Linked DNA regions of Homo sapiens: region 2 is linked to region 1. The links are chromatin contacts, found by Hi-C in ENCODE. All regions are on one chromosome and are shown on one strand. Each heading gives the region's core, a stretch centred on a gene start or an enhancer-like site at or near the end of the contact. The rest is flanking DNA. Distances are from core to core; before and after follow the strand shown. Region 1 overlaps CEP128 (centrosomal protein 128). Region 2 overlaps CEP128 (centrosomal protein 128).

The links. Hi-C counts contacts between places; a loop is a spot of excess contacts on that map. Pooled maps may share reads with other maps.
Region 2: a loop to region 1 is called in a map of GM12878, with 11 times the contacts of the local background. The contact joins two enhancer-like sites. A Hi-C loop is called at or near these places in 1 of 168 maps with a recorded cell type or tissue (GM12878), 17 of 37 single-sample maps with no recorded cell type and 16 of 50 pooled maps.

Annotation. Positions count from the first base shown.
Region 1 is chr14:80,583,976-80,588,015 of GRCh38, reverse strand. All of the region lies in intron 19 of CEP128 (centrosomal protein 128), which reads left to right. Among named protein-coding and RNA genes, the nearest start is that of CEP128, 360 kb to the left of the region's middle. Within about 2 kb of position 2,640, at least 3 of the 41 ENCODE cell types and tissues checked have a DNase peak (open chromatin) inside an H3K27ac peak, as active enhancers do.
Region 2 is chr14:80,929,550-80,933,950 of GRCh38, reverse strand. All of the region lies in intron 2 of CEP128 (centrosomal protein 128), which reads left to right. Among named protein-coding and RNA genes, the nearest start is that of CEP128, 10 kb to the left of the region's middle. RefSeq lists enhancers at 1,964-2,013, 2,824-2,893, 2,914-3,043. Within about 2 kb of position 2,875, at least 7 of the 41 ENCODE cell types and tissues checked have a DNase peak (open chromatin) inside an H3K27ac peak, as active enhancers do.

The sequences.
Region 1 (4,040 bases), core at 1,391-3,890:
AAGTCAAATACCCAGCACTTCTCTGAGCCCCAAAATGTATACCCAGTTGACCTTATGAGTCTAGAACAAGAACAGAGCATAGGATAAACTTTCTCCCAGCCCAATTAATTTAAATGAAAGCAAACTTCCCATTATGTGAGTGTAATGCAGAGTACATGTGGGGAGAAAAATGATTTTATGCCTGGATTTCAGCATATGAAACTTATTCTTGAAATAATGTTTACAATGGATCATAAACTTCTCTTTCTCATTTTGGCCAAGACAGCCCATAGGCCAATTTAGAACAGTGATGTGTTTCCTACTGAATATGTTCTTACTTTCTCTGCTCATGTTACCAATAGAAATGACAGAAAACTTAATAGTTGACTGAGTCAGAACTTTCATTCTATATCAGGATGTTTCTCAGTGCCAGACTCAAGCATGAGGTGGAATGGGGTAGATTATTATGCTATTTTCTGTACTGTGACAGTTTTGTGGCAAGTGGTTTTAAATCTCTAAGGTTGTCGAAGTGGAAAGTTTCACCAGAAATGAATTAACATCAAAGAAAAACATGAGTACCTGTATTTGGATGTTTTACCACATACCCAAGACAGACAGTGAACTGTAAACCTTTCATTTATTGGACCAATTGGGCTCCATCTGTAGACCAGCATGTTGTTTCAGTGTCTGAGACAAACCACAAGGGATAGCCATACTTTTTGAATGTTGTTCTTCATTTTAACCTGTGTGTTTTCTGTGGTAAGGCCGGATGAGAAAACTCTTAACTCATTGCGGTATATCCAGATATGTACCAGTGGGTGGCAGTAGATATGGCAGAGTTCTAAATAATGTAGCTACTTATAATGGATGATGTCTAAAAGCAGTTTACTAATAGGCCTTTTTTGTTTGTTTGTTTTAAATTACAACTGTTTGTTTTGCACATTTTCCTGATTTTAGCAGAGATATTTAAGGGTGATTTAAAAAAAAAATACTGAGAGCTAATACGTATATAATGCTTCTTATATACCAAGCACTATTTTAAATGTTTTACATATATTAACTGAAAGCCCAACACATTTGATTGTTGTTTAGGTATTTGAGCTAATATAGTCATATTGTTATACCTTTATTCAATTTTTCTTTACTAGTATAATAAAATAGGAAAAATGTTTGCTGGTAAATGTTATATTAAGCTGAGAAACTGTCATTCATTGAAACAGATTTTGTGTTGCTGTTTGATTTTGTGAAATCTTCTGTGTGCTGTATATTGAATATATCTTGCTGAAACAACTGCCTTCTCAAGTGTCTAGGTATTTGCTTTCCATCATAGCCATATTTTTGGACGTCATCTCCCAAAACTGAGGAATTTTAACGTGGACAGTTGGTAACTGTGGGTCTTCCCACAGATTGTCGATGTTACACAAGTGCTTTAATGAAGTTTTCTTTTGTTTCTGTTTGGAGAGGCATTAGAAAATATATAGGCATTGGAATACTGTGTCATTTCAATACAAATCTTGAAAGTCAAAGCAGGGCAGTCACTTTTGTGTAAAGAAAAAAAAAGTACTGGACCCTGGTCCAATTCAAAAGCCCTGGGCTCAGATTGATACACCATTAACTAGCTATGTGACATTGACAGAGGCATTTGATCTCGGAACTCAGTCCTCCACTGTGTAACCCCAGGACACTAGATTAGATCAGTAGCTTTCAGTGAGGATAATTTGGAGCTTTGCAGCTTCACCATGCCACCACAGGGGTCTGCCCAAGGATAGGAAGGAGCTTGGTGGGCTGGCCCCCAGGCCCTCCACTTCTGTTTCCTTAAAAGCAGCTCCTTCTCAGCTTTTTAAATTACCTATTTATAATTTACATTAGAAAGTATATATGATTTCCCTTATAAGACAGAATTGTACTTCTTTAGGAAAAAAAAAAGCAACCCTAGGATTAGATTATTTCTGTGTTCTCTTGTCTCTAAAATGTCAATGATTCCAATAACTGGGTAGCTAAGGAAGAAAAAGAGAAACTGACCCGTTATCTCTGGCATGTAGCTAATGTCTTGAGTATCTGGAATGGAATAATAGAAGGCTAAGTCCATCATTTATAGGCTCATAAGGGTTGTAATGTGCTGCTTTATCTGATGAATTTTGTTATATGAAATTATGAATCAAATATATGAATATATTTAAATATATGAATCTGTTCACAAATAGAAATATCATAAATTTACTTTTTAATAAAATATTGAATTATTTTGAGAATTTGCATTATCTATTGTGTTTGGTAAATGTCGAGACACACAGAGTAACACTGGACAGGAGCACTGAATTATAGTAAGTTACAAGAGCCAGAGCTAAATGCTTTTCTCTAAACTGCAATCAGTAACTCAACATATTCTGCTGCCAATGTTACTCTGTCCAGTGCTGTTGTTATAAATGTTGCTGTGTCAGAAGCCTCTGTTTCTATAACTTTCTCTCCATTATCAGTTGGGCTTAGTTGTAATATGGATGAGGCATTTTATAGGAATGGTTAAAGAAAAATATAGTCATTTCTCAATTTGATCTTCAGTCTCCCTAGGAAGGTTCAAGTTACTAGATGGGTGTAATTGCTCATACACACCTGGACATGACTCACCTTTGAAAAATAAACAAACAATCTATCTGCTTCTTGGCTACCAGAAACCAAAATCAACATTAAAAAGTGTCAAACCTCCTTAAACAGCCAGATCACTGGTTGCAAAGACTGCAGAGGAAGAGATATAAAACTATCTTAGCCAAAAACTTGGTCGTGATATATTAACCCTAAGTGTTCCAGAGAAATGTAAAGCAGAAACAAAACAAAACAGGACAGCTGGATCATCCAATTCTCATCCATGATGTTCTGCTTTTTTATATGGCTTTTTCTCCCTCTAATGACTTTATGTCATAATGAGTGAGTATCAGCTCATTTAAAAAATTGGAACCAATCCAAGGAAAATACACAGGGCTGCTGCCCTTTTTACCAAAGATCTTTCATTAACTAATGTTGATGGAAGCAAATTTCACCACAGCAATTTACATGGTAGTTGAGTTGCTATTTGTATGGAACAGCAAACCAGAGAGTAATAAAAGAAAACACGAACATGTCAGTGGTGAGCAAGGGAGCAGAGCAGCCCTTTAGCTCTTTCCATGCTGATAAGAAGAGTAGAGCAGACCTTCAGCTCTTTCAATGCTGATAAGAAGAGCAGAGCAGCCCTTCAGCTCTTTCCATGCTGATAAGAACAAACAACAAGATTGTTCATTATAATGAAAGATACTAATCACGCTGTTATCACAGTATTAAGTCACTTTAACTATCTAGGGGTCTCACCTATATTCTCTTGTGTTTTGTCTGTTTGCATAGAGTGGTGCTTCTCAGCGATGCCCAGTAGCCATATTTCATCAGCACAGGTTAATAACCGTGTTCATCATTCCAAATGCATGTGCTTGAACAATGCACCTAACGAGTGAGCAGTGGCATACAGCAATGGTGTGGGTGGAGTGAGCAATTTTGGGGATATAAGTTAAATATCAAAGATAGAAAGGCAGTAGTTAAGGAGAACATGGATGTAAAATATGGATGGGCCAGAGGCAGTGGCTCACACCTGTAATCTCAGCACTTTGGGAGGCCGAGGCGGGCGGATCACTTGAGGTCAGGAGTTCAAGACCAGCCCATCTAACATGGTAAAACCCCGTCTCTACTGAAAATGTAAAAAGTAGCCAGGCGTGCTGGCTGGCACCTGTAATCCAGCTACTGAGGAGGCTGAGGCAGGAGAATCGCTTGAACCCAGGAGGTGGAGGTTTCAGTGAGCCGAGATGGCGCCACTGCACTCCAGTCTGGGCATCGGATGAGACGCTGTCAAACAAAAAAAAAAAAAAAAAAAAAATGTCACGGACGCCCTGATTCAGGGAACTTTTAAAGCAGGTCAGAAGAATACAGACAAGTGTGTATTTTATTTTTAAATCAGTATGAAGAAGGGTGCAATTAAGTATTGAGAGGTACAAATGAGAGCATGATTAGACAGAGCAGGATGATAGGAGAGCAAAGCTGTA
Region 2 (4,401 bases), core at 1,626-4,125, 350 kb before region 1:
TTTGCAATCTAAGGCTTATTTCCCACACATAAATATTCCTTTCTAGCTACTAATCTCTTTCTTCACATATGCAGACTTCCTAAAAGAATGATTTATACACAGTGCTTCTGCTTTTTCACCTCCTATTTACTCCACAACCTGGCATCGTCCTCACCTAAGCATTTTACTGAGACTGCTTTTGATACAGTCACTAGCACTTCCAAAGGATACTTTCTATTCCTTTTCCTACTTGACGTATTTGTTGGATTTGTCCCTCAGAGTTCACTCAGCATTTGCCCCTAAACAGATGAGACAGATGTCCCATAGTAATTTTAACAGGGAAAGCTTAACATACAGCAGAGGTTGATAAGCCATATCCCATGGGCTAAATTTAGCTTACCACAGGTCAAATCAAGCTACCCCATTCATTTATAATTGTCTGTGCTTTTGTGCTACAGCTGGCAGAGGCTCACAGTTGGGCAGAGAAAAAAAATTTGCTGACTCCTGATATAATTAACTATAAGGGGATTATCTGTAAAAGGACAGAGATGACTCTAAAGAATCCCCTGGGCTGACAGACAGTGCCCAAAGGAGATATAAACTTAGAGGGGGCTCTCTGCAAGGCTGGGATTCCTACCTTGTTGGAGGTGTGGCTATAGCTCCCTGAATGGTGGAGAGACTTACTGAGTTACTGGGGCCATAGCTGATCCACAGTTGCTGGGGAAGGAGAGGACACTGTTCCTAATTAAAGGCGGAGTGACGCTGGAAGGCAGGGAACCACACCACGAATGATGGGCAGGAAACACCTCTCCAGGATGCTGGTAGGGTGAAGCTGGGGGATTGACTGTGAGGTTGTCTGTCAGATTCAGTAAGAATCTGAGTAGGGGGTGGGGCTACTGAAACTTGATGGGAAGCTGCCCAATGTGGGTACTGCTGAAACTTGATGGAGTTGAGTACCACTGGATATCCTCACACAGGATGCTGAAATGAAAATGCAACAAATGGAAAACATGGAACCAGAAAGAGAAGCGCCTTCCTTCTGCAGTGTCCTTTTAAAAAATCATTATTATTATTATTATTATTTGGTTTCAATAGCTTTAGGGCAGGGGTCCCCAACCTTTTTGGCACCAGAGGCACTTTTCATGGAGGACAATTTTTTCACAGACTGGGAGGCAGAGAGAAGGATGGTTTTGGGATGATTCAAGTGCATTGCATTTATTGTGTACTTTATTTCTGTTATTATTACACTGTAATATATAAAGAAATAATTATGCAACTCACCATAGAGTCAGTGGGAGCCCTGAGCTTTTTTTTCCTGCAACTAGACAGTCCCGTCTTGGGGTCATGGGAGACAGTGACACCCAAAGTGTGTTGCTTACGTCCATTCTACTCTGTAGTCTCATTTTTGTTGCTGTCACTGCAGAAAAACCTGCTTCACAAAGATAAGATGTTGGAAATGGAAGCAGGCTTTTTGGTGCACAAGGCAATCTCAGGATATTTTGCCTTGACTTAAATCCAGAACATATAGAGGTTTGAAGTTGTCTCAGACATACTTTTAAGGCCAGAGTCATTTGCAATCTCAGGAAGTTGATCCTCTTCTAGCATGGACAAAGTTGATTCACCTGGTTTATTTACAAGTGGGTTGCGGAACCATTTCTTCCCAATTTGGGGATCTTTTATGGTTGAGAAGTATGTTGGTCCATTCTCATGCTGCTATGAAGAAATACCCGAGACTGGGTAATTTATAAAGGAAAGAGGTTTAATTGACCCATAGTTCCGCATGGCTGCGGAGGCCTCAGGAAACCTACAATCGTGGTGGAAGGGATGCAAACACATCCTTCTTCACATGGCATCAGGAGAGAGAAGTGCCAGGTGAAGGAGGAAAAGCCCCTTATAAAACCATCAGATCTTGTGAGAACTCACTACTATCATGAGAACAGCATGGGGGTAACTGCCCCTATGAGTCAATTACCTCCCACCAGTCTCTCCCACGACACATGGGGATTACGAGAACTACAATTCAAGATGAGATTTGGGTGGAGACACAGCCAGACTATATTAGGAAGTAATACTCAAACTCCTTTGAAAGCTGAGATAGATGATCATACACCAGCTGGGAGAAAGAAGGCCCTGGCTCAGTCTCTTTCAAAATCTCTGCTAATATTTGAAACATGTCAAAAATCCCAATGTTCACTGGTTGCCCCCATAATTCTAGTTTTCTCTGAATGCATCCACTTTATCTGCTGACTTGAACACAGTTGTCGTTTTCCCGTGAAGTGACAGGTTGAGTTTGTGGAGCAGGTTGAATTTGAATATGTCAGTCACACAAGTAAACAAGTTTTACAACCCATTCTGTGTCACTGAAATGTGCTGCCAGTAGTGACTGTATTTCTAAAAGAACTCTCTGGAGCAGCTGTTGTAACTCAAAATCTCTGGCCAGTGATCTACCTTTAGAAAGCCATCTCACTTCTGTGTATAAGAGATGATGTGTGTGCTCTGCATCTCCTCACAGAGCTGCAAGAACAGACATGAGTTAAGGGCATGTACTTTAATGTGGCTGATAATTTTAATCACATCCTGCAAAACGTTGTTAGGTTCAGGTGACATTGTTCAGCTACCCAGCATTTCTCCATGGATGACACAGTGCATAGACTCATATTCAGAAGCACCCTCTTTGACTTGAGTAGTGAAACCAGCAAGCCGTTCAGTCATGGCAGCTGCTTCGTCTGTGCACATACCAACACAAAATGACCAATGTGGTTTTCCTGTTAGGTAATCATTCAAAGACTTTAATAGTTCTGCAGCTGTGGTGTTGGTTGGCAACAAAAGTACGCATATCGTATCCTCATGCACATCCTCCTGAAAAATATATCACATAAAAACAAGCATTCTTGCCTTATCGTCAACATTGACAGGCTCATCAACCTGGATTGCATACCACGATGACTCATTAATCCTCTTTAACAGTTGTACCTCACTATCCTCTGTTATTTCATCATTCATCTAGTTATAGTGCTAGCCAAAAGAGGAACACGTGCCACCTTTTGAACTGCAACCTCTCCTAAAAGTTCATGACAAATGTCCTTAGCAGCAAGCAGGTCAACTCTTCACCAATAGTAAAGGACTTCTTAGCTTTAGCAATGTGGTTAGCCACTGAGAATGATGCTCGCAGTACAGATGCATTTGATGAAGTGGTGGCCTTCAATAATTGCTTCTGTTCTTTGTGTTCATGTTTTTTTCTTTTGAAAAACTCCAGAGGCTTGTCTTTTAATGCAGTGTGCATGGTCTCCATGTGGTGAAGCAGTTTTGAAGGTTTCGTGGCTTTATTGCATAGCTGGTCATCACATACACAAAGCAGGCTTGGAGAAGGCGAATCACCTGTTGCAATGAACTCTTAATTTAAGGAGGACTCTTGGTAATTTTTTTAAATGGAGTTTTCTTCTTGTTGGCACTTTTAGCATCTTCTGCTGTCCCATCATTGGATCTTTCCCCCTTTTCAAAGAAGCTCTCCAGTGACATTTGTTTTTTACTCATTTTGGCTAGGGGTAGCTTGCGGGCTTACCAAAACAGTGACTGAGACAAGTGCATAGTGCAGGAAAGAGGTATGGACAGAAGTGGTAAATAAAATAATGGGCGGGCCATGTGCGGACTGAAGTATCAGATCCTGACTTAAAGCCTGCCGCCAGATGCAGCTTGTCACTTGCCACTCACTGATAGGGTTTTGATATGAGTCTGCAAGCAGTAGATTTACTACGGTCTCTGGGCAGTCAAACCTCTCTGCTAATGTTAATTTGTATTTGTAGCTGCTCCCAGCACTAGAATCACCACCTCAGCTCCACCTCAGGTCATCAGACATTAGATTCTCATAAGGAACACACAACCTAGATCCCTTGCATGTACAGTTCACAGTAGAGCTTGTGCTCCTAGGACAATCTAATGCCACCGCTGATCTGACAGAAAGTGGAGCTCAGGTGGTAATGCAAGTGAAGGGGGCAGCTGTAAATACAGATGAAACTTTGCTCACCCACCCGCTGTTCACCTGCTGCTCTGCATCCCGGTTCCTAACAGGCCACGGACTGGTAGTGGTCCTTGGCTCATGGCTGGAGACCCCTGCTTTAGGATGTAAGTGGTTTTTGGTTACATGGATGAATCGTATAGTGGTGAAGTCTGGGATTTTAGGCACCTGTCACCTGAGTAGTGTACATTGTACCCAATAGGTAGTTTTTCATCCCTCAACCCCCTCTCACACTGCCCCCTTCCAAGTCTCCAGTGTCCACTCTACCACTCTGTATGTCTTTGTGTACTCATAGCTTAGCTCCCACTTGTAAGTGAGAACATGAAATAGTTGGCTTTTGATTTCTGAGTTACTTAGAATAATAGCCTCCAGTTCTAACCAAGTTGCTGCAAAATACATTATTTTGT